Regions from separate parts of the Mus musculus genome. Here all the other regions are linked to region 1. Evidence: chromatin loops called from intact Hi-C (ENCODE). Cell type or tissue: heart. All regions are shown on one strand. Region 1 holds the start of Mir6921 (microRNA 6921). Region 2 overlaps Tom1l2 (target of myb1-like 2 (chicken)). Region 3 overlaps Tom1l2 (target of myb1-like 2 (chicken)).

Region 1 (8,000 bases):
TCGCAAACAAGCTGACCTGGATTTGGCCCGGGTAAGGGGCTGACCCTGAGGAGGCGGGGTGGGGCCCCGGGCCTGGAAGGTGCTGGGTGCCTCTGCTCACTTCATTTTCTCCAGTCTGTCTCATCCCCCGCCTTCAGAGCTCCTGACTCTAGGGGCCCAGACAAGGGGGTACCCTGCTGCCATCCCTGCTGCCATTTTTCTTACTGAGAATCTTTTCTCTAGGGAGATTTCCCCCAGGCTGCTCAACAGCTGTGGCTGGCCCTGCAAGCGCTGGGCCGGCCCCTGCCCACCTCAAACCTGGATCTGGCCTGCAGTCTGCTTTGGAACCTCATCCGCCACCTGCTCCAGCGTCTCTGGGTGGGCCGCTGGCTGGCAGGCCAGGCCGGGGGCCTGCTGAGGGACCGTGGGCTGAGGAAGGATGCCCGTGCCAGTGCCCGGGATGCGGCTGTTGTCTACCATAAGCTGCACCAGCTGCATGCCATGGGTATGGCTGGCTGGGAGCTGGGCTCCGAGGGTCCCCACCACACCGTCACCTCCTGTCCTCATGCCTCACCCACTTTGCAGGCAAGTACACAGGAGGACATCTTGCTGCTTCTAACCTGGCACTAAGTGCCCTCAACCTGGCTGAGTGCGCAGGAGATGCTATCTCCATGGCAACACTGGCAGAGATCTATGTGGCAGCGGCCCTGAGGGTCAAAACCAGCCTCCCAAGAGCCCTGCACTTCTTGACAGTGAGTAGGCTGATGGGGACAGGGCTGGGGGCTCCTCTTTACAACTCTCAACCTGTCACTTCCAGGGCAAGGGGCTAAACAGGATGTGGCAGTGGTTAGCAGGTGGGCTGTAGGCCCTCCTGGGATCCAACTGGGAGCCAGTGTGACAGTTCTGTTCCTTCCCTACAGCGTTTCTTCCTGAGCAGCGCCCGCCAGGCCTGCCTAGCACAGAGCGGCTCGGTGCCTCTTGCCATGCAGTGGCTCTGCCACCCTGTAGGTCACCGTTTCTTTGTGGACGGGGACTGGGCCGTGCACGGTGCCCCCCCGGAGAGCCTGTACAGCGTGGCTGGGAACCCAGGTGCTTTCTCGTTCTGTTCTTACCCCTGCCTCATCCCTGTCCCTATGTCACATTGCACTGTCCCCTCTTCTCTGAATGCCCTCACTTACCAGCTTATATTGCCCTGTGGGGTTGGGGCTGTGAGGTGGCTATGAGGTGGCTTTTGCTGGATTTTGCCAAGGTTCTTTAGAAGCAGGAAGCAGTATGGGTCAGCAGACAATGGGGGACATGAGAGGTGACTCTAGGGGACACCATTGTTGTCTTAGGAAGAGTCCTGAGCAGAGTCAGGGCCATGGGTATGTGACTAAATAGGCTCTCCTTTCCAGTGTGTAGCTTGTGCACAGCCTACCCCTTCTTCCCCATCAAGCTTATGAGGGCAGGGACCCATCACTGTCTGTCTGTTAGGGTTTGGAACTAGGAAGTAGCTCTGGGTTGGGGCCCCAGCTTATTAAGGCATTGGTGTGGGAGGGGACTGTAGAGAGGAGGGTGCCTAACCTCTGTTCTGCTCACCCTTCTCACAGTGGATCCGCTGGCCCAGGTGACCCGGCTATTCCGTGAACATCTCCTAGAGCGAGCGTTGAACTGTATTGCTCAGCCCAGCCCAGGGGCAGCTGACGGAGACAGGTGAGTTTGTCTGTGTCACTCCCAGGCAAGACCTACAACAAGGGCATCTGGGAAAGCCTTGTCCAACCTCTTGAGTAGCCAGACTCTGTTCTCAGAGCCTCTCTGGGTCTTGCTTTCCCCTATCAGCCAGACAGGTGGTATTTTTGTAGAATCCTAGGGTCAGACTATGCTTGGTTGGACGGTTGGTGAGAGCCATTTTCACCCAGAACCCGAGACTGCTGCTATGTGTCCTGACAGCTCTCTCCTGCCTCAGGGAGTTCTCAGATGCCCTTGGATATCTGCAGTTGCTAAATAGCTGTTCTGATGCTGCCGGGGCTCCTGCTTGCAGTTTCTCTGTCAGCTCCAGCATGGCTGCCACCACTGGTGAGCTCCAGACCCCCGTCCTGACTCCTGCCAGACCCAGATACAGTGTGGCTGAAAGTCAAGCACCTTTCCCTCTTCTGTAGGCCCAGACCCAGTGGCCAAGTGGTGGGCCTCACTGACAGCTGTGGTGATCCACTGGCTGAGGCGGGATGAAGAGGCAGCTGAGCGCTTGTACCCACTGGTAGAGCATATCCCCCAGGTGCTGCAGGACACTGAGTGAGTCCCCAGCCAGGTCCCTCCCGCCCAGTCAGCCCCGCAGTACTTTGCTTAAATATCTGTACAGGAGGACAGTGCTGTCCTCCCAGGAGTCTAGAACCGTGGCGGGAGATCTCAGGGAGGGCTGTAGTTTGGTCTAACTTCCTATGTCTGCCATGGCCCCAACAGGAGACCCCTGCCCAGGGCAGCTCTGTACTCCTTCAAGGCTGCCCGGGCTCTGCTGGACCACAGAAAGGTGGAATCTAGCCCAGCCAGCCTGGCCATCTGTGAGAAGGCCAGTGGGTACCTGCGGGACAGCTTAGCCTCTACACCAACTGGCAGTTCCATTGACAAGGTGAGGGGTAGGGTGGGTTCCTGTCTAGGCCAGGGTCACAGCTGTCCATTTCCAGGTTCTTGGTGTTAGTACAGAATAATGCTAAATGGATTTACCTCAGTTTTAACGACGGCTTAAGTCTTGGGGAGAGGGGGCTTTACTGTTTCGCCACCACCAGGAAGGAGGGTGTGGGGAGCAGACTGGCAGGGTTCCTGTTGGGAGCCATTGTTGGGAAGACTGCGGGCTTGTAGCAGGAGGCGGTGCATGTGTTGAGGCAGATGCAGTGCTTCAGTGATGCAACCTGGAGTCAGGCCCCAGTGCTGTGGACTTCCTGCCCTTACTGACGCTGCCTTGAGACAGGGTGGCCCTCAGCTAGGGAAAGCTTGATGTCCATAGGGAAACTCCTCCCTCTGCCCTGCCTGCTATCCCAGGCCATGCAGCTGCTCCTGTGTGATCTACTTCTTGTGGCCCGTACCAGTCTGTGGCAGCGGCAGCAGTCACCAGCTTCAGTCCAGGTAGCTCACGGTACCAGCAATGGACCCCAGGCCTCTGCTCTGGAGCTGCGTGGTTTCCAACATGACCTGAGCAGCCTGCGGCGGTTGGCACAGAGCTTCCGGCCTGCTATGAGGAGGGTGAGTCCCACTGTTCTCACACTGAGGGGCATGAGGTAGGAAGCCGGGAGTGGGGGGACAGTAAATCTGAAACGGGTGACTACTCCTTGCCTCTCAGGTATTCCTACATGAGGCCACAGCTCGGCTGATGGCAGGAGCAAGTCCTGCCCGGACACACCAGCTCCTGGATCGCAGTCTGAGGAGGAGGGCAGGTTCCAGTGGCAAAGGAGGTGAGGAGGTGGCTGTGCTTACAGGGCTGGTGAGGGTCAGGGGCCGTCTTGGTCTAGTGAGACATACTGAGAGCTGACTTACAGAAATCAGCGGGGATGACAGTTTTTGAGGCAGTCATAGGAAAGAAGCTGAGCCCCCCTGTGTGCCCAGCCCAAGTGGAGAAAGCAGCCAGACTGGGAGTTCCACGTGGAAGAGCTCAGCTACTTTGTCCTGCACATGGGGTGTGGGCTCGGCCAGACCTAAGCCTCCCTCCCTTTGATGTGATCTGTGCAGGCACTACAGCTGAGCTGGAGCCACGGCCCACATGGCGGGAGCACACCGAGGCCCTGCTGTTGGCATCCTGCTATCTGCCCCCTGCCTTCCTGTCGGCTCCTGGGCAGCGAATGAGCATGCTGGCCGAGGCGGCACGCACCGTAGAGAAGCTTGGCGATCACCGGCTACTGCTGGACTGCCAGCAGATGCTCCTGCGCCTGGGCGGCGGAACCACCGTCACTTCCAGCTAGACCCCAAAGCTTTCCCTTGAGGACCTTTGTCATTGGCTGTGGTCTTCCAGAGGGTGAGCCTGACAAGCAATCAGGACCATGCCGACCTCTAGTGGCAGATCTGGAAATTGCAGAGGCTGCACTGGCCCGATGGCACCCTCTTGCTCTGTAGGCACCTTAGTGGCTTTTCCCTAGCTGAGGCTCACCCTGGGAGACCTGTACATAGTGTAGATCCGGCTGGGCCTGGCTCCAGGGCAGGCCCATGTACTACTTTGACTTTTGCAAACTTTATTTTCATAGGTTGAGAAATTTTGTACAGAATATTAAAAAATGAAATTATTTATAACTTCAGTTTTGTTTATCTGGGTAGGCAGATGTCTGCCTCAGCTGATTGCTATCTTTCCTGGCTTGTCCTTTGGGAAGCCGGACTTCCCATCTGTTGTAAGGTGTATTTGCTGGCTTGGTGATGCTATGTTGAGCCACCTTGGCCCTCTGATCTCATGGCTCATAACCCTTGAGGGGCCTTGATGGTCTCAGTTGTTCCTTTGCCTTCCAGCCCTCCACCAGGTAATAACCCCGTATATCCAGAAACACACACAGTTCCCTAGTCATCTCTGTGCACCAGCATAGGCGAAGGATCAGGGCCCATTAGTGAGTAGACTGGGAACCCTGTTTGTGTCCCCCGGCCCCTTCCCTCTACTCCCAACCCCTTAGGGAATCTGGTCGGCATCCACAGGCCGCACACTTCCAAAACAATCGTGGTATCTTTATTGACTTTTTTTTTTCTGAATGCAATGACTGTTTTTTTTTTTTTTAACTCTTAAGGAAAATAAACATCTTTTAGAAACAGCTCGATACACACAATCTTCAGTGTGAAGCAATATACTAATAAGAACACTAGTTGTCTTAACATTTACAGTCTTCATATATATTATATATATGTATATGTATACATATATATACACTATATAACGAGGCCAGATATAATACACACGTTTACCATTTTACAGTCATATGTACAGAACGTTGCAGGGAGAAGGGGCTGCATCAGGCCTATTAAAGCGTGGACAGAGCTGAGGACACAAACGGACAGGTGGGGGCTGGCCGTGGTGGTGGTGATGGTGGTAGTTGCTCGGGGAAGGGGCATCACTTTGGCCCCGACCCCAGCCAAGGCCAGGTTAGGGCTCTGTGCTGTGGAGCACACGACGCACAGCAGCGACACACAGAAGCGAGCATGTTCCCAACATATATACATTCTATGTAACATATATATAGAGGGGTACACAGGTTTGTACACGAATCTAGCACTGTCTCCGCCTATGAGCCGAGTGAGCTGAGTGGCAGTCCCTGAATCCCATGTTGGTGTTTTGTCTGGGACAGCTGCACATCTGCTAGAGGGTAGCCAGGCCCAGTCTCCTCAGGCTTCCAGACGGGGCTCCAACAGTGGGGTGGAAGACTGGAAAGGGGACAAACAGAAGCCATAGGGCGCCACCCCAGGCCAGCCCGCATCAAGGATAGACTGGCCTGAGCCCAGGCTGCCACGATCTTGGGCAGATCCATGCCAAGTGCTGAGCCATGTCCCCCGCCGCTGGGCCTCTAAGAAAGGCTTGGGTCTGCCCCACGTCGTCCACTGAGCCAGCAGCCTAGCCTCTTCCCAGGGGCACAGCTTGCATGCCACGTCTTTTTCAGAACTTGCAGGGGACTTGCCCCCCGCCTGAGACATTGTGCCCTGGGTCTGGCCACTCCCTGGCCTGCCTTCGCCAAGCCTGGCCCCGGTTTTCTTCGCAACCTAGGCCTCACGCCAGCGCCCAAGGCAGCCGGAACCTAGACCCTGGATGGGATCAAGGACCGGCTGTGGGCGCAGCTCTTCTTCCTCGGAGTTTCGGCCACACGGGGATTACAACGGCAGCCTCTGTGGGAGGGACAGCCCGTTACTGTTATCACCAGCCGCTGCCACCCCTGTCCTTCCACAAGAACTGTGCAATCACCCTAGACTGGCAAAGTAACTTTAGGACCCAGCCTGCACCCCTCCCTACTCTCTGGCAGGGCAGGGAGAAACTGGGTTAGGTAGGGAATGCTTTCTCTGGGGAGCCTGCTCACCTACCTTATGTTTGGGGCACTTCAAAGTAAAATTCTCCTCAATGAACGTGCAACCTGTGAGCAAAGAAAAGTTTCTGTGGTGATGCAGAGCCGGCTGGCTGCCAGTGTTAGTTCTGATGCCCTGGTCTTGCTCAGAACCCTCATTAGTCCAAATCCCCCCAGAGGTGCAGCCCCTCTGCCTCTACCCTGCTATGTCCCTTCCTGGCCTCCACTCCTAGACACCCCCCCTGCCCCACCCCCACCCTGGCCACCACTACCTGGCCATCTCCCTCCTACCCAGGTCTCCCCAAAGGAGAAGGAACACTCATTCTCAGACATGCCCACTCCTGACCCAACCTCCTGCACAGTGGCCAGGAGAGGTCCATGCTCAGAAAGCACCCCATGATTGCTTGGGTGACTGACAACTGCAGAGTGGAGTCTCAGGTCTTGACTGAAATGTCAGCTACAGAATCTCAGCCTCTATATTGTAGATCAATCACAATGTCACCTACTGTGTGCTCTCATGATCCTTCTTCACGTTCAGAGGAAATGTTCCACACGGAAGGGCTTATTCTTAAGAGACAGCAGTAGGAGGTTACAAGGTCCAGGTCTAGATGAATCCCCCAGATGTCCACAAAGGATGGCTAAGCAAGCCAGTTGTTATTCCTACCCAGGGCAGTGTGCTGCTATCATGAGTCCTTGCCAGCTGCCATAAGAAAACCTAGCCATTGTCCTCTGGTGTCCGCTCTACCTACAGGCCTCCTGGGTCCATCATTGCTCCCTTCTCGGCTACTGATCGGGGCTCACCTTCCCAGACATCGCCTCCCATCTCACACTAGGGATGGTGCAGAACTTCCTGTTTCCTTCCCTCTTCTCCACCCAGAGGGGAGGGAGGTGGATGTCACTTGAGAAAGCTGCAGGAGAGGTTGTCTTCTAGGGCCAACTGCTGGGGGTGGGTGCACGCAGGCACACACGTTTGGGACTGCACCTACACTGGACCAAGGTTTAGCTATAACCTACGGGTGCTTGCTAACAGTGGGGCCTTGCTACTTCCCAGTCAGCTCAGCTGAGAGCAGGAACTGGGGTGGGGGTAGCTTTGGGACTGAATACAGATGTTTAAACTGGATCCTGTGCTATAGCTGCTATGCTCTTGTGAGAGGCAAAAGGGGGTTTCCAGTCCTTTCTAGCAACCTAGGAGTCTGAGGACACCTAGGAGTGGCTGGCCCATGTGGTATATTATTCCTGTACTCCTAGCCACGTGGCCAGGCACTCTGACCTTGTCATTTGCCATGACTGCTGTTTCCCAGGGCTCCACCTCCCTGATAGCTATTCAGAGTCCCCCATCAAGCCCCAATGCTGAGGTCAGGAGCCCAATGGCAGAGACTGCCTCCTACCGTGCCCTACCCTCGGCTACCTGGCTCTGTAGTCCCCACCCACCCTCCAAACCGGAGCTTTATGTGACCCACCTTTGGCCAACAAAAAACAAGCTACAAGCCTTGTTCCTTGTTAGGGCCCCGCTACTATCAGGGGATGTGCTAGGCCAACCACCTGAAGCAGACAGCACTGGCCCAGAAGGTACTAAGAAGCCACCAAACTGGGTATGGAAGGGTCAGGAGCTTAACCCAGCTATAAATGCCCAATCTTCCCATGCTAGCCCTGCCCAGATCAACATTGTAAAGTGAGGAAACCAGGCGCCCCATGCCTGCTCTCCCATTGTAAGGCCTGTGAATTCTGTCCTGCAGTCTCTAGCATGTATGGCTCCACCTTTACCAGACAACCACCCTCCCCTGCTGGGACTGCTGGCTCATCAGCCTGTCAGGCTGGTGTCTCACCGCCCCAGGCCCCTCTCAGCCTCAGATCTATTGAGTCTGAGATTTCTGTTGAGTGTTCAAGGCCTGCTCTGCAGTCCTGAACTAACCAGGCATGGCTTAAGGCATCTGATGTTTGGGGCCTGGCTCCAATGTTGCCCATCTGGAATCTTCCCCACGTTCCTCCAGCTCAGAGAGAATGGCTTTCTTTATAAGCACACTATCT
Region 2 (8,000 bases), 140 kb before region 1:
TCGTATGAAGAACCATCCAGGATCTGTCCTTTCATGTCTGTTTCACATAGCACAATTTCTTAAAAGTTCATGTATTAGAGCATGTCAGTTTGTCTTTCCTTTTAAAGGCTTTGTCACATTCCATTGTGTGCACCCACTGATGGACATTTAAGTTCCTTCTGCTTCTTGCTGCTGTTAGTAATGCTACTATGAACATACGTGTGCAAATATCTGTTTGTCTTTGTTTTACATGTGTTTAGATATATACCCAGAAGTGAAATTGGTAGGTAATATGGTAATTCATTTTTAAGTTTTGGTGGCCCTGGGGGCATTGGCCTAGGGACTTCACATGTGCCAGGTGAGTGCTTTACTACTGAGCTCTACCTCAGCCCCACTTGTAGATTTTTGAGGATCCACCTTGCTGGTCTCCCAGGTACAGCACTTTACCTCCCCTCAGTAGCATGCAAACTTCATCCCCCATCTTTATTAACAATTGTTCTCAGATCTGCTGCTTTCCTTTGTAATGTCCATGCACTGGGCGAGGTATGCTCTCTCCTAATCTTCCTTCCTTCCTTCCTTCCTTTTATTTTTTTGTTTTTGTTTGTTTGTTTGTTTGTTTCTTACGGTGCTGTGCATTGTTGAAGGTAAGATCTCCTAAGTGCAAGCCCTTAATTGTGGTTTTGATTTGTATTTCCCTAATGATTCATGATGTTGAACATCTTTCCATGTTGTTATTGACTATCTTCTTGGAGAAAGATCTGCTCAAGTTCTTTACCTAGGTTTTGAGATGTTAATTTTGTTCAGTTTTAGGAATTTCCTGTGTAGTCTTGGTATCAGCCCACAGCAGATGTCCACCACTCTCTGTAGGACACTTTTTAATTTGTTGCTCCTGTCCTTCAGTGAGCAGTTTTTAGTCCAGCCTGTCTTTTGCTGCTTTTGCCTTTGGTGCCATGCTTTTATTTCTTCCTTAGTGGAGCCTAAGGATAAAACACTTGGGGTTATGAGGACTAGCTAGCCTGGCTCCTCTCCATATGCTGGGTGGTGAAATACCTTTTTTCCCTTTGTGGGGCTGGACAAGGTCTCATTGTATAGCCCTGGCTAGTCTAGAATTGTGTAGAACAGGCTGGCCTGAAACTCAGAGAGACCTACCCACATCTGTTTTCCAAGTGCTGGGATTACAGGTGTGAGCTACCATGCCCAGCCTGTCAAAAAAAGTTTTCTCTTAGCATGTATTGGCCATACATATCATCAGGCTCCCCTTATAGCATGTGCTGTATTTGAGTGTATCAGCCTCCATTTTCCTCTCATTTTCTTCCTGCTCCTTGCCTTGCTCTCTCCAGTTAGGCCCTCCTCTTACTTTTCTGGGTTTTTTGTTTCTGTGAGCCAGTGAGTTTAATTAGAATTACTTACAAAAGCGCAAGTAACTTACTTGTGTGGGCACCACTAAAACAGTCTCTCCCTCCTCCAGCAACCATTTCCTGCCTATAAATACTCAAAGAGGAATGGACCCTGGTGAACTTCTCCCCATAACAGCTGTTAACTGTTAGTGAGCTCTCAGGGATGGGCAAGGCCTCCTGAGGCCCTCCATCTTCATGGCACAATGGTGCTGGGCCCAATCATTTGCCTGTGATCACAACCTCTGTGAGTTTAAGAGAAGGTGAAGGCAATTGCCATCAAATCTGAGAACCTAAGTTCAATCCCCAGGACTCACTGGATGGAAATACAGAACTAACCACCACAACTGTCCTTTAATCTCCACATACATGCCATGGCAATTGTATGCATGTTCAGGAACAGCACACACACACACACACACACACACACACACACTCATGAAATATAAAATATTTTAAAAGTGCAATAGCATGTCACACCTAGAAGACAATAGTAGACAGTACTTTTTCCTTGGTGTTCTCTGAGACTTGGAAAGGGAGATACAGATATCCCACTGAGGACTGTGTGTGTGTGTGTGTGTGTGTGTGTGTGTGTGTGTGTGTGTAGGGGGGATGTTTGCCCACACTTGTACATGTGGTGGCCAGGAGTCAACATCTGGTGTTTTTCTCTACCACTTTCTACCTTATTTTATTATTACATTTATTTATTTATTGTGTGTGGAAGTGTATGAGTGCATGCACCATTGTGCACATGGGAAAGTTAAAAGATAAATTGTGAAGCCTGGCGGTGGTGGTGCACGCCTTTAATCCCAGCACTTGGGAGGCAGAGGCAGGTGGATTTCTGAGTTTAAGGCCAGCCTGGTCTACAAAGTGAGTTCCAGGACAGCCAGAGCTATACAGAGAAACCCTGTCTCGAAAAACCAAAAAAACAAAAACAAAAACAAAAACAGAAAACAAACAAACAAAAAGATAGACTGTGGGAGTTGGTCCTGTTATTCTGCAGGTGGGTCCTGGGGATTCAACTCAGGTCATCCGGCTTGGTAGCAGCGAATGCCCTCCCCTGCTGAGCCATCTTGCTAGCCCATCTACTTTCTTTTTTTGGAGACAGAATTTCACTGAACTTGGTATTCTCCATTTTGGCTACACTTGCTGGGTGATCCTCCAAAACTTGCCTGTCTCTGTCTCCCAGTGCTGGGCTTATAAATGCACTGCCACACCAGGCTTCACAATTTATTTTTTAATTAGTGGGTTTTCCTGTGGCCTTTGACTCGTATCTAGTCGGCTGACTCTGCTATGCCTTCCGGTTCCGCATCCCCTGCTCTACTTCTGGGTTTAACTTTTCCACCCCTCGTACCCTGTGGTCCCCAGAGAAGTACCTTGGTTTTTTTTGTTAGTTTGTTTGTTTGGTTTTATGATGCTGGAGTTCAAATCCAGGGCCTTGCACATGCTAGGCACTGAACCACTGAGCTATGTCCCTAGCTCTTCTTGGCTAAATATCTTACAAACTTAATTTTCTTTAATTCTCACAAAATTCCAGGTAGGTAATGTCATTCATATACATGATATTGTTTGTTTGTCTTTTTGTTTGGTTTGGTTTGTTTTTTTTTTTTTTTTTGGAGACAGGGTTTCTCTGTATAGCCCAGGCTGTCCTGGAACTCACTCTCTAGACCAGGCTGGCCTCGAACTCAGAAATCCACCTGCCTTTGCCTCCCAAGAGCTGGAATGAAAGGCGTGCACTACCACGCCCGGCTTTGTTTGTCTTATAGAGACATGGACTTGATATGTTACTCAGAGTGACCTTCAACCCCGGGGATCAAGTGATCCTGTCAGCCCAGCCACCTACGCAGCAGAGACTACAGTGCACATCACTGTCCCTGGCATGACTCATATTTTACTGGCTCTACCTCTAAAGTAGGCATGAGCCACCACACCCGGCTGCCAGCGGCTGCTTTAACCATTAGTGCTGTCTTGGTAGTCTGGGAGGCATGTCAAAAATTCTCTTTGGGGTTTTATTTTTTAAATTAAGTGCAATCAAGAACAACTCACTCGCCGGGCGTGGTGGCGCATGCTTTTAATCCCAGCATTCGGGAGGCAGAGGCAGGCGGATTTCTGAGTTCAAGGCCAGCCTGGTCTACAAAGTGAGTTCCAGAACAGCCAGGGCTATAAAGAGAAATCCTGTCTCAAAAAACCAAAAAAAAGAAAAAAAAAAAAAAAAAAAAAAAAAAAAAAGAACAACTCACTCGGGCTGGCAAGATGGCTCAGCAATTAAGAGTGCTGACTGCTCCTCTGAAGGTCCTGAGTTCAAATCCCAGCAACCACATGGTGGCTCACAACCACCTGAAATAAGACCTGATGCCCTCTTCTGGTGTGTCAGAAGGCAGCAACAGTGTATACTTATTTATAATAATAAATAAATCTTTAAAAAAAAAACTCACTCTATCTGAAACTAGTCTGGAACTCACTGTAGCCCAGGCTGGCCTTCAACCAATGCAATAACCTCTTTGCCTAAAACTCCTGATGCTGAGATTATAAATGTGAGCCACCACATCTAGCTTCAGAGACGGATTTCATCTCAGAAAATTGGGCTGAGATGCATAGAACTGAAGGACCATCCTCAAGGCTCATGGTTTATAAGTGCCAGAGTGGGGACTTCTCCCGCTTGACTGTAGGCACTTTTTTTGTGCTACTTTATTGGGCTCTTGTATCTGCCACCTTTCTATCTGTGTTCCACCCTAATCCCTTCTAATCTCCTAGTACTAGGCTGGAGAGAAAAAAGGTTAGCGGGGAAAAGGGGCATAGACCTCTTTAGACTACTTCCTGCTGACCTGGGGTGTTGAGTTCTCTGGGGCAAATCCAACATCTTTGTTGTATCTCCAACCAGCAACCCAGCAACCCAGCAATCCAGAACCCAGCAATCCAGCAATGACAAGTGCAATAGCAGGAACTGGCAGCAGGGGGAGCAGCTGCTGCCCCTGGCCCTCTGGGCTCTCCTATTTATACTCTCTTCAAGAGTCCTAGAGGTAAACTTTCTGCACCTGGCAAAAATCACACACACACACACACACGCACACGCACACGCACACATACACACACAGCACAGGATAATCATAGTTATCCACTGTGGACAATCTGAAGCAGCCCCATATTCCACACCTGAGATTAAAACAAAAACATATTCACATAGCATAAGTGGGTTTTTAAAGAAACCGAACTTTTCACTACACTTGGCTCCTAAACAGAATGGCTTAGTGATTATTTGTATGACTGAGCGAATGGATGTCTGAATTACTTCAGTGGCTGGAATCTAGGAATAGTTGTCTTAACCCAGATTAGTCCTCACATCAGTACTGGTTCACCCAGTTCTTCCTGGTAGGATTGTGAGAGCAAGAGTCCTCCGCCCACGTGTGTTCTGAGGATTGACTCGAGAGTGTGCTTCCTTCAGCAGCCCTGAGACTTTCCAGCAGGACAAGCCACGGACTCCACTCTCTGATTTTGTTGAAGAACTATGGTTGTGGGTGGATGGAGAGGAGATGCCAGCTGCTGGTTATTGTTGTTTTCTGGTTTCTCAGGGGTTCTCTGTGTAGCCCAGGCTGTCCTGGAACTCACTTTGTAGACCAGACTGGCCTCTACCTCAGAGATTCTCCTGCCTCTGCCTCCCAAGTGCTGGGATTAAAAGGCATGAGCCACCACGCCCGGCTGCCAGTTGCTGCTTTAACCATTAGTGCTGTCTTGGTAGTCTGGGAGGCATGCCAACAATTATCTGTGGGGTTTTATATTTTAAATCAGTGCAATTGAGAACAACTCATTATATCCCAAACTAGTCTGGAACACACTGTAGCCCAGGCTGGCCTTCAACTAATGCAATAATCTCTTTGCCTATAAATGTGAGTCACCACAATCAACTTCAGAGACAGATTTCATCTCAGAAAATTGGGCTGTGAATCTTTGAAAGCTGGTGACGAGAACAGGGACCCGAGTAGGAATACTATTAAGCACCAGCCCCCCCTCCCTTTTCTTTTGCTGCTACTCCTGAGATAAATCATAGAGTTCTGGCAGATGGCTAGTCAAAGAAAGGAAATGTGGCCTGGGACATTGTATTGCTGGGGAATTTGAAAGCTGAATTTGCTAGTGCCTTCCAGAGAGAGAATCAGATTCTTAGGTTAACTTCCGAAATGATTCCTCTTCCACCTCTCCTCCTCCTCCTCTTCTCCCTCTTCCTCCTCTTCTTCCTCTTCTCCACTTCCTACTTCATGTGTATGAGTGTTTTGCTTGCATGTGTGTGTATGCACCACAGGCATACCAGGAGCCTGCTGAGGTCAGAGAAGGGCATCAATCCCCTGGACCTGGAGTTACAGGTGGTTGAGCTACCGTGTGTGTCCTTTGAGAGCAAGTGATCATAACCACTGAACCACCCCTCCAGCCCCAACTTTGGAAATTCCTAGACCAGCAACTCAAACAATCATAGGGTTCCAGATAAAGGAGCCCCGGCTTCCTGTGGTCTCTCTCATTTATATAGGGGAAACAGACCCAGAGAGGGTAGGTCTATGCTGTTTTTACCCTCACAAACACTTCTGACACCAAAATGTGAAAACTACCCCTGATACCAACCGGGAGTCCTATGACTCTGCTCAGTTCTACCACCGCTTGGAGTGGGTGCAGACCCCGTTGGGTAGGGGTTGACTCCTATACAACTATCCTTCTTCGTGCATCAATGAGCCTTGGTCACTGCCCCTGTGCTTCTGAGTAGCCAGTTCTGAGGTGGGAACTCTTATGACACCTTCTTCCTGCTTGATAGCCACAGCAGCTTATAGACCTCAGCTTGCTCTCTGCTCACCCTGATGCAAAGGATTCAGCCCACGAACAGCCAAGTGAAACAGTGCGTGGACAGGAAAAGGAGGATGAGCCCGAGGCCTCTGTGTCCACATCTCCCTGTATGTCTACATGCTCCAGTCTGGGCTCTTACAGCCCATCCGTCAGGGTCTATGGAGGCATCAGCAGGGTAGCCATGGTTGGTTACACATCATTGTCCCTGGCTTGCTCAGCTTCAGAGCCACACCCTTCCATGGGGTGGGGTTGTTATGGACTGAAAGTTCCAACCTTTTGAACCTGCCTTGGTTTTTGTGGCAATTAGCTCTCCTGCTGAAGCTATCTCAGGGTCCCCCACTGCCTGTAATCTCATCCAGGCTGGACATGGTGGCACATGCTTTTAATTCCAGCACTTGGAAGTCGAGGCAGTCAGATTTCTGAGTTCAGGGGCTAGCCTGGTCTACCTAGTGAGTTCCAGACAACTGGGGCTACACAGAAAGACCCTGTCTCAGAAAACAAAACAAAACTCCCTCCCACAAAGAAAATGCAAAGCAAAAGAAGCCACTCCAGTTTGTGCCAGGAATCTGAACAAAGGCAACATGTGCTTCTCCTGCCTTGGTGGGAGCTTTCCCAAGTCCCACACTGAGTCAGTTTCATGACACCCACCCACGGGGCTTTCTATTTACCCACAGTTTCTTGTCAGTCATTTCTTTTGGCTACTTGTTATGGTAGAGAGGCTCAATGAGGCAGTGTCCAGATGCCATTTAGTAGAAGGGCTCTTGACTCACTCACGGAGGTAAATACTTTTATTGTTTGAAAGTTAATCTCCTGATTCAGATTGCTTGGTAGGAAGAACAGTTTGGCTTAACTCCGGGTTTGATGCTTAAATGAAACTGGTCCCTAAAACTACCTTTAGCTTCTGTTTTCTTGGCTTTTTCTGGCATTCATTTCTTCCTTCCTTCCTTCTTTTTCTTTTTTAAAGATTTATTTATTTATTATATGTAAGTACACTGTAGTTGTCTTCAGACACACCAGAAGATGGCATCAGATCCCATTACAGATAGTTGTGAGCCACCATGTGGTTGCTGGGATTTGAACTCAGGACCTTCGGAAGAGCACTTGGTGCCCTTAAGCACTGAGCCATCTCTCCAGTTCTCTCTCTTTCTCTCTCTCTCTTTTTGAGATTTATTTATGTATTTCATGTATGTGTGTACGTTGTCACTATCTTCAGACACACCAGAAGAGAGCATCAGATTCCATTACAGAAGGTTGTGAGCTACCATGTGGTTGCTGGGAATTGAACTCAGACCTCTGGGAGAGCAGTCAGTGCTCTTAACCACTAGGCCATTCCTCCAGCCCCTGGTACTCATTTGAAACAGAGAAATACGTCTCAAATGAGGACCTAGGACATCCGAGATTGGTCAGCACTCTGAAACTGCTTTTCTGTGTGATGTTGAGTAGGTCGTGTCCTACTTGTTTATGTATTTGAATTACAGGTTCTTCAGGTTCATTCCCAGTCCTGCAATGTAAGGATAAATTTTATAAGACAAAAGATGACTTTCAGTGCCAGGCGGTGGTGGCGCACGCCTTTAATCTCAGCACTTGGGAGGCAGAGGCAGGCGGATTTCTGAGTTCGAGGCCAGCCTGGTCTACAAAGTGAGTTCCAGGACAGCCAGGGCTACACAGAGAAACCCTGTCTCGAAAAACTAAAAAAAAACCAAACCAAACCAAACTAAACCAAACCAAACAAACAAACAGCAAAAAAAAGGTGACTTTCAGTTTGTCTCGAAACTTTTACCCCTCCATAGGGGTAGTCTTAAG
Region 3 (8,000 bases), 51 kb before region 1:
GGTGGAAAGAAAGACCTGCACAAGTTGCTGGCCTCTGGCCCAGGAGAGAATCAGTCACTGCTCCTCATGGTTAAGAATAGAGGGGGACTGAGGTATCTCCAACAGCCTTCTGTGATGGCGGTAGATGACACCAGGGAGGCCATGAGGGTGGTCGGCTGGCACAGAGTGGCACAAATCCCAAGGTTATGCTCCATCTCTTTTTCCTTTTCTTTTTAAACATGATTTTTTTAAACTTTTAATGATGTGCCTGTGTGAGGGTATGTGCATGTAAGTACAGACGAAGACCAGAAGGGGACACCATATCTCCTGGAGTTGGGAGTTATGTGGTTTTGAGCCACCCTTTGTGTGCTAAGAACTGAACTCGGGTTCCCTGCAACAGCAGTGCACATTTTAACCACTGAGCCATCTCTAAAGATGTATTATTTTACGTTATGCATATAAATGTTTTGTCTGTATGTCTGTTTCTCTTGTGTGCCTGGTACCAGCAGAGGTCAGGAGAGGGTGTCATGTCCCCTGGACCTGGAGTTACAGGCAATTGGGAGCCATAAGTAAATGCATGTTGTTCTTTAGAATTAGAATGCACCACTGAATCATGACACATGAATTTTAGATTGCTAATATATCCTTTGTAATGATTTCATTTTACATATATGGGATTTCATCTCTTTTTTACCCTTTTTTGAGACACTGGTTTAAAAGTTGAAGTCAGGAAATGTGCAGAGACCATGAGTCAGAAGGCTGGAATGTGTGAGCCTGTCCCTGGGCAGAGTGCTTGTGACAGCCCTGGAGGAGTCTTCCACAGTGTGGCCTGTGAGACTCTGGAGAGAGGTTTCCCTTCCTATAACCCTGGCAGGAGGAGTGGTGAGAGAGGCAGCAAATGCGGTCAAAGCAGGTGCTTCTTGTGTTAGTGTCTGAGCGCACTTGTCTGTTCTTTCCTTCAGCAGGCCTCTAGCATTTTCCTAATGGGCTTGAAAGTAATGGAAGTCTTCCTCCAACTCTGCAGAGGTCTGGGATCAGACCTATGAGTATGGAGAATATCTCTAGCCATTCCTGCGTGCGCTGCTGCTGCTGCTGCTTAGTCCTCAGCATCCTTTCTGGGTGGGGCTCTGTGGTGGAAGCCATCACAGCCTTGCTCTCTTCCTTTGTAGGTGGGACCCTGATGCTTTAAGAGCTGCAGCCATGAGTTTTGGTTAGTTGCTTGGTTTTGATTTTGCCGAGAGACAGCATTGCATTATGCTGTCTTGTATGGCCTCTCACTTGCAACCCACCTGCCTCAGCCTCCTGAGATCATAAGCATATACCACAATGCCTAACACTGCAGTGTCTAAGACACTCTGCAGTGTGCCGCATGGCTCTTCTGTGAATCTAGGATCTGAATCTAACAGCTACTCTTTGGAGCAGAGCAAGCTAGTCGTTACTTGAAGGCTCTGCTATAAGAGCTGTACTGACAGTGAGAGGCAGCAGATGCAGTCCAGGTCTGGAATGCTGTGTGAGCTCTGTGAAGGGAGGGTCTGCCAGGATCTCTAGAAAACATTCTGAGTGGGCAGGGAGGTGAATATGTGGGAGTTACATGGCAAAGCTGACACTGTAAAATTTAAGTGGTTGTACTTTTGTTATATATATATCCACATACATTTGTATATATGTATTTTTAAAATATATCTATTTTAGGTGTATGAGTGCTTTGTGTGTATTTATGTGTACCATATGAATAACTAAGGATCTTGAGAATTAAAGCTGGGCTCTACAAGAACAGCTAGTGCTCTTAACTGCTGATTCACCTCTCCAGCACCTGCATGGTGTGTTTGTTTGTTTGTTTGTTTGTTTGTTTTGAGATAAGGTCTCTATATATCTCTAGCTGTCCTGGAACTTGCTATATAGAGCTTGCTGCCTGGCCTCAAACTCGGAGAGATCTGCCTGCCTCCCTCCCGAGTGCTGGAAAGGTATGTGCCATGCCTAGCACTTTGCTATATTTTTGAAAATTTATATGATAACATACTGGGGTAGGGACACATCCTGGGGTCTGGAAGGATACGTTAGGAGTTTAATGAAAGGAAAGGACATTGTTGGCAGAGGGCCAGCCCCTTGCCATCCCTGAGCAGTGTGGTAAGTTCGTGAGGCCACCTCTCATCCATGTCTAAGACATGTTTGGAGATGACCGGTGGGCTCTAGAAGGTGATGCTCTAGAACTGTTTGCAGCAACATGCCATGTGCCCTCTGACTTGCAGGTCTTCCACCTTGCCATTGGCCTGTAGTTGGAATGAGAACTGACTGACTTTTTCCTTCTCTTTCTCCAACCAAGCCCCCAAGGATTGCTGCCTAGCCATAAGTATTAGAAAGGGTCCTGCTTTCCTGCCCTGGGCCTTTGTGGTGGACTTTGCCTTTGTTGGAGAGCCTCTTCCAGGGACCATACTTCCTTCTCCAAATCTAGGGTAGGAATTTTTGGAGAGCCAAGAGGAGGGGTCTGTTCTGTTCAGAGAAGCAGGCCCAGACACTGGCGTTCCTTGTGTGGTGCTGTTCTGGCAGGGCAGACAGGATGACAGGCCCTGCAAGGGTCAGATCCAGGGCGGAAGGAGGCTCAAAGGATCTTTTGTTCAGGTAAATACCAGACTCTCAGCTACCTAAGTGCAAGTCTCTCCTGGCCTGTGTTTGAGTGCTTCCAGGGTGATCCATTTAGGCCAGACCTTGATCCTTAGTAGGCGTTATGGAACTCTGAGGCTGAGCACTATGGGAAGAGAGAGCAGTCAGGCCTAGGACACACATGTCATAGCATTGAGAGCTGAAGCACTGAGTGGGTAGAGGGCCACCTGCCTTGTGTACTCATTCTCTAGGGAGCATTGGAAAATGCTGCTACATGTTGTCCTTGGTGGTGAGAAGATGGGAAGAGAGGTCTCCTAGCCAGGACAGTAGGATGATGAGACAAAAAGAGGCAAAGATTGCCTGTGCTTGCTGTGACTAGATCTGGTAGTCTATAAGACCTATCTGCAGACTGAGGCGGTGCTGAGGTGGAGCTATGAGAAGTTTGGCCAGCTTTAGTGTCTGTTCCCATATCTAACTGGATTATTAGCTCCCCCCAGTGTCCAGGAACAGTATTTCACTTCTGCCTCGACCCTGATGGCCTACAGGAAGGCTGAGGGGCCAGCCTGACCAGCCTGCCATGTTTCCTCTGTAGTATCCTTAGTTTGACATACAACAGGGCAGGTCCCTAGCGAGTGCTTAAGGCTCTCTGCAAACAAGATCCTAGCTAGGAGCTTGCTCTGGGGCAAGAGGGCTCCTATAAACCAGCGTGTGAGGTACAGGGTCTGTCTTAAGGGGATGCTGCTCTGAAGAGTTGAGAGAGCTCCTGTGGTGGCTGAGGGTTGCAGGTGCAGCTTTGGCCAACAGAGAACTCTGTGAGAACTGTGGTGCTTCTGAGATCCTAGCAACTTAACAGATGTGCCACTGTAAATTACATGACGCTGTCATAAGATCCAGTCCTGCCATTGCTGGCAATGCAAGCAAACTGCCCCATTCGTGGAGGGCCTTTTATTCTGACCACCAATCTGTGTTCTAAATGTAATACTTTCACTAGAGAGATTCTATTTCTAAGGAGCTCATGCTATGCAAGTACTTGCCCAACTATGTAAGAATTGGCATAAGTATGAATTACATTGTTTGGGTTGGCCAAAGAAAAAGATTACCACAAGCCACGTACCCATCAGTAGCAGGTAGCAAGCTCTGTACAGTGTGAGATGCATGTGAAGAAGTGAGGCAGGCTGTACAAAGTCGTAGGCAAAGGAGCCTAGGAGATTTTGTTGAAGAGAAGCAAGCACAAAGCATCATGCTTTTCTATCTTAAAAATAATTTGTACTGGGCCTAAGAGATAGCTCAGCAGTTGGGAGCACTGACTACTCTTGCAGAGGACTCGGGTTTGATTGCCAGCACCCACATTGTGCAGTCCACAGCTGCCTGTGACTCTAATTCCCGGGGACCTGACACAGTCTTCCAGCTTCCACCAGCACCTGCGTGCAGGTGGTGCACAAGCATCCTCTCAGGCACACACACATAAAGAGAACGCTTTTAAAAGGATTTGTAGTTAGCTGTTGAAGTCATCCAACCCCTGTGCAGTGACAGTTCTGGAATTTTGTTTTCTTTAAAAACACAGAGGTGATGGAGAGATGGCTCAGAGGTTAAGAGCACTGACTGCTCTTCCAAAGGCCCTGAGTTCAGTTCCCAGCAACCACATGGTGGCTCACAACCATCCGTGGTGATATCTGATGCCCTCTTCTGGAGTGTCTAAAGAAAGCAATAGTGTATTTACATATAATGAATAAATAAAACTTAAAAAAAAAACACAGAAACATTATAAGAGAGTATTTTTGTTTTAATCCCAGGTGTGGGATATGAGGCTGCTCCACACTGACCACAGCAGCTGACTATGATTTGTCTTGTGCTCCAGCAGAGGGGTGGTTTTGACAGCTGCAGATGATTCTGTGACTGTGTGATGTTTGGAATTCTGGGAACTTTTCAGAGGCTCTATAATGATAGAGCCCTGAGATGTTGGTTGGTTGTTGGTAGTCGTTCAGGGGGATTGGTTGCAGGGTTTTTTTTGTTTCTTTGTTTTTTTGGTTTTTGGTGGGTTTTTTTTGTTTTTTTGTTTTTTGTTTTTTAGACAGGGTTTCTCTGTGTAGCCCTGGCTGTTCTGGAACTCACTCTGTAGACCAGACTGGCCTCGAACTCAGAAATCCACCTGCCTCTGCCTCCCAAGTGCTGGGATTAAAAGTGTGTGCCACCACTGCCCAGCTGTGTGGTGCAACCTTAACACTAGAGAGTGATGGTTTAACTTTATAACTCAAATCAAACACAGGCGAAAGCTTAACTGACAAAGACAAAGCAAAATGGTTGTTATGGTATTATTTCAGCCATCCAAAGCTTTTTTCTGTATGTGATGGTTTAATTAATTGTTTTGTTTTTAGTGGAATTATAGGAATATATCTGCTTAAATAGCCTTACTAAATTGTATCTTTATAGGTATCCCATATTGATTTCCAAATTTATTTGCATTAAATATTCTTTTTAAAAATGACTTGTACTAACATACTTGTGTATGCTCAGAGGTGTGTGTGTGTATGTGTGTGTGTGCACGTGTGAGTGTGCATCTCTGTGTGTGTGTCTGGGTATCTGTGTGAATGCGTGCATGTGTGTGTCCGTCATTGTGTGTGTGTGTGTGTGTGTGTGTGTGTGTGTGGTTGCACATGCTCGCAAGCCTACAGAACTACTTGCTTCCTCTGAGGCAGGAGAGGAGGAAGCTGTTAACTTCACATTCTGCACACGCCTGATTTTATGAACAAGCATGTACTCCTTCTGTGACTTTCAAGAAACAGTGCAAATCCTTTCAAAGGCAGTGGAATGTGAGAAAAGCATTCCCAGCAGGCCCTGCCAGAAGTGCATATGTTCCCTAGGAATTGAACAGGACCTGCCGAGCCATGCAGCACCGCATAGTGGAGCTCATCTCCCGAGTGTCCAATGAGGAGGTCACCGAGGAGCTGCTGCACGTCAACGATGACCTCAACAATGTCTTCCTCCGCTATGAGAGGTGGGGCAAAGTCCTCGGGGTCTTCTCCTTGAGAAGATGATTGGTGTATCAGAGGAAGTTCATTCATAAACAAAGCAGGGAGAGGAGCCTGGGAGCCTGGGAGGTGTTAGAGGTGGGGAGTAGTCATCAGAGATGCTCATTTGCTCTTGGATGACAGAAAAAGTGCTTCTTGTTCTCCAGAGAACAGAAGAGCAGGCAGCTGACTGCAGCCTCCACCTCTGCTCCCTGTGAGTCCCAGGGAGGGCTGAGACAGGGTTTGCACCTGCTCCTTTGATGATCCTTTGAATTTGAAAAGGACTGGGGGAGGGGAACCTTTACTAAAGAACAGGATTTCCTCTATTTCTAGTCTTGAAAAAAGATCATTCCCTTTGTAAATGTCAGTACTTCTGGGGTATTGAGTGAAGTAGGCTGGATGTGAGCACTGTTTCTCTGGGGAAACACACTTTTCTTCACTTCTTCCTGCAGCCAAACCACTTAAAGTGATAAACTTGAACCCTCTTTTTTCTTCCCGAAGCCTCCCACAGGACAAAGTTGGTTTTTTTTTTTTGGTTTCTTCTGGACCTAGCTTTACGTGGGTAGTGTGGAAAACTGCTCCCATCTGTACCGATTTAGGCACTTCCCAATTGGCCCAGGGTTGTGGCTTGCTTTGACTCTAGGCCAGCCTTCTCCATTAAAGGAGCCTGACAGCAGTGTGAGCCCCTTGGAGGCTGTAGCCACTCACTCTGCTGACTGGCAGGTTTCTGTATAAGTTTGTCAGAGGACAGTGCTATGACATAAGTAAGAACAGAACACAGGCACTGTTTGCTTTGGAGGCTCTCTAACCCAGTAGTTCCATGTAACCCTTCACTGGAGATGTACAGCAGGAAATAATGTGTGATGTGTGACTGCTGCCCATAAGCCCATTGGGCTGCATTACAAAGATGTCAGAAGCACCTCTGCAACACACACACACACACACACACACACACACACACACACACACGTGTCTCAGACTGGCCTTGAACTCTTGACCTTCCTGCCCCAGTCTCTCCCCAAATGCTCAGATTACAGTTACCCACCACCATGCCCATGTAGTCTTTCTAGTTCTCTTTTTGTTTTGTTTTTGTTTTATTTATTTTTTTCAATACCTCCTTTGACTCCGCCCAGTCCCCACCCCCTCTCCCTCAGATCCATTCCTTCCTCCTCTGTCCCTTCAGAAAAGAGCAGGTCTCCCAGGGATATCAACTGAGTTCAGCATATAAGGTGGGATAAGACTCGACACAAACCCTCATACCAAGGTGAGGAGGAGGAGAGGTGTCCCAAGAGCAGGCCAAAGAGTCAGAGACACCACCCCCTACTCCTACTGTTAGGAGTCCAGCTAAAACACCAAGTTAACACCATAACATACAGACAGAGGACCTAGCACAGACCCACACAGAGGACCTAGCACAGACCCACACAGAGGACCTAGCACAGACCCACGCAGAGGACCTAGCACAGACACATGCAGAGGACCTAGCACAGACACACGCAGAGGACCTAGCACAGACCCATGCAGAGAACCTAGCACAGATTCACATAGAGGACCTAGCACAGGCCCATGCAGAGGACCTAGCACAGACCCACGCAGAGGACCTAGCACAGACACATGCAGAGGACCTAGCACAGACCCACGCAGAGGACCTAGCACAGACCCATGCAGAGGACCTAGCACAGACCCACGCAGAGGACCTAGCACAGACCCACGCAGAGGACCTAGCACAGACCCACGCAGAGGACCTAGCACAGACCCACGCAGAGGACCTAGCACAGACCCATGCAGAGGACCTAGCACAGACTCACATAGAGGACCTGTGGGACTTGTTCTGGTGTCCTTCACTCCTCTGGCTCCTGCAAATCTTGTGGGAGGTTTTGTTGATGTTGTTGTTGTGTTTGTTTATTTGTTTGTTTGTTTTTAAAACAGGATCTCTCTATGTAGTCCTGGCTGTCCTGGCACAAACTTTGTAGAACAGGCGGGCCTTGAACTCATAAAGATCTCCTGCCTGTACCTCCTAAGTGCTAGGATTAAAGGCATGTGTCACTATCCCTGACCTATAAAAACAAACAAACAAATAAATAAACAAACAAATAAATGAAGGGTGCAGTCTCGGAGCTGCCATGGTTCACTTAGGTCTGCCCACCTTGAGTCAAGCCTGTCTTCTTTTCCGTTTTTTTTTTCTTTCTTTCTTTCAGATGCTGGCCAGAGCCTAAGCATGCTTTCTCTGGTACACTGGTGTTTTCCACTCTTACCTAAAGCACCCCTCTTTGCCACACAACTCTGCTCTTTTGAGCCCCACCTGTGCATCTACAATAAACCCTCTAAAATTCAAACCAAACAAGCCCCTCTGTGTACACCTAGTCAGACTGTTCCTTCTGGTCCTTTGTCCCAGATGCTGATCACACCTAC

The links. Hi-C counts contacts between places; a loop is a spot of excess contacts. Peaks named below come from ENCODE experiments on the same cell type or tissue, not always from the same donor. Only the 100,000 strongest peaks of a DNase experiment are listed, where the experiment ranks them.
Region 2: a loop joins it to region 1, with 2.2 times the contacts of the local background. A loop is called at or near these places in 2 of 42 quality-filtered maps.
Region 3: a loop joins it to region 1, with 1.9 times the contacts of the local background. A loop is called at or near these places in 2 of 42 quality-filtered maps.

Annotation. Positions count from the first base shown.
Region 1 is chr11:60,195,830-60,203,829 of GRCm38, reverse strand. It overlaps Rai1 (retinoic acid induced 1), which reads right to left. Exons shown (of 6, transcript NM_009021.2): 5 at 5,992-6,041; 6 at 4,635-5,799. The coding sequence ends at 5,785. It overlaps Srebf1 (sterol regulatory element binding transcription factor 1), which reads left to right. Exons shown (of 19, transcript NM_011480.4): 9 at 1-31; 10 at 223-484; 11 at 565-731; 12 at 900-1,068; 13 at 1,569-1,671; 14 at 1,925-2,034; 15 at 2,118-2,250; 16 at 2,419-2,584; 17 at 2,995-3,195; 18 at 3,293-3,404; 19 at 3,679-4,746. The coding sequence ends at 3,908. It overlaps Mir6921 (microRNA 6921), which reads left to right and starts at 3,213; the gene lies at 3,213-3,292. Mir6922 (microRNA 6922) reads left to right here and starts at 1,503; the gene lies at 1,503-1,568. In heart, no CTCF peak of the experiment used is centred here; DNase peaks (open chromatin) are centred at 3,999, 5,518 and 7,269; H3K27ac peaks cover 2,214 bases.
Region 2 is chr11:60,334,812-60,342,811 of GRCm38, reverse strand. All of the region lies in intron 1 of Tom1l2 (target of myb1-like 2 (chicken)), which reads left to right. Among named protein-coding and RNA genes, the nearest start is that of Tom1l2, 14 kb to the left of the region's middle. In heart, a CTCF peak has its summit at 4,321 (motif pointing right); no DNase peak of the experiment used is centred here.
Region 3 is chr11:60,246,506-60,254,505 of GRCm38, reverse strand. Tom1l2 (target of myb1-like 2 (chicken)) reads left to right here. Exons shown (of 15, transcript NM_153080.3): 8 at 5,442-5,575. Among named protein-coding and RNA genes, the nearest start is that of Gm38501, 8.3 kb to the left of the region's middle. In heart, CTCF peaks have their summits at 391 and 3,080 (motif pointing left); DNase peaks (open chromatin) are centred at 3,048 and 6,214; H3K27ac peaks cover 1,018 bases.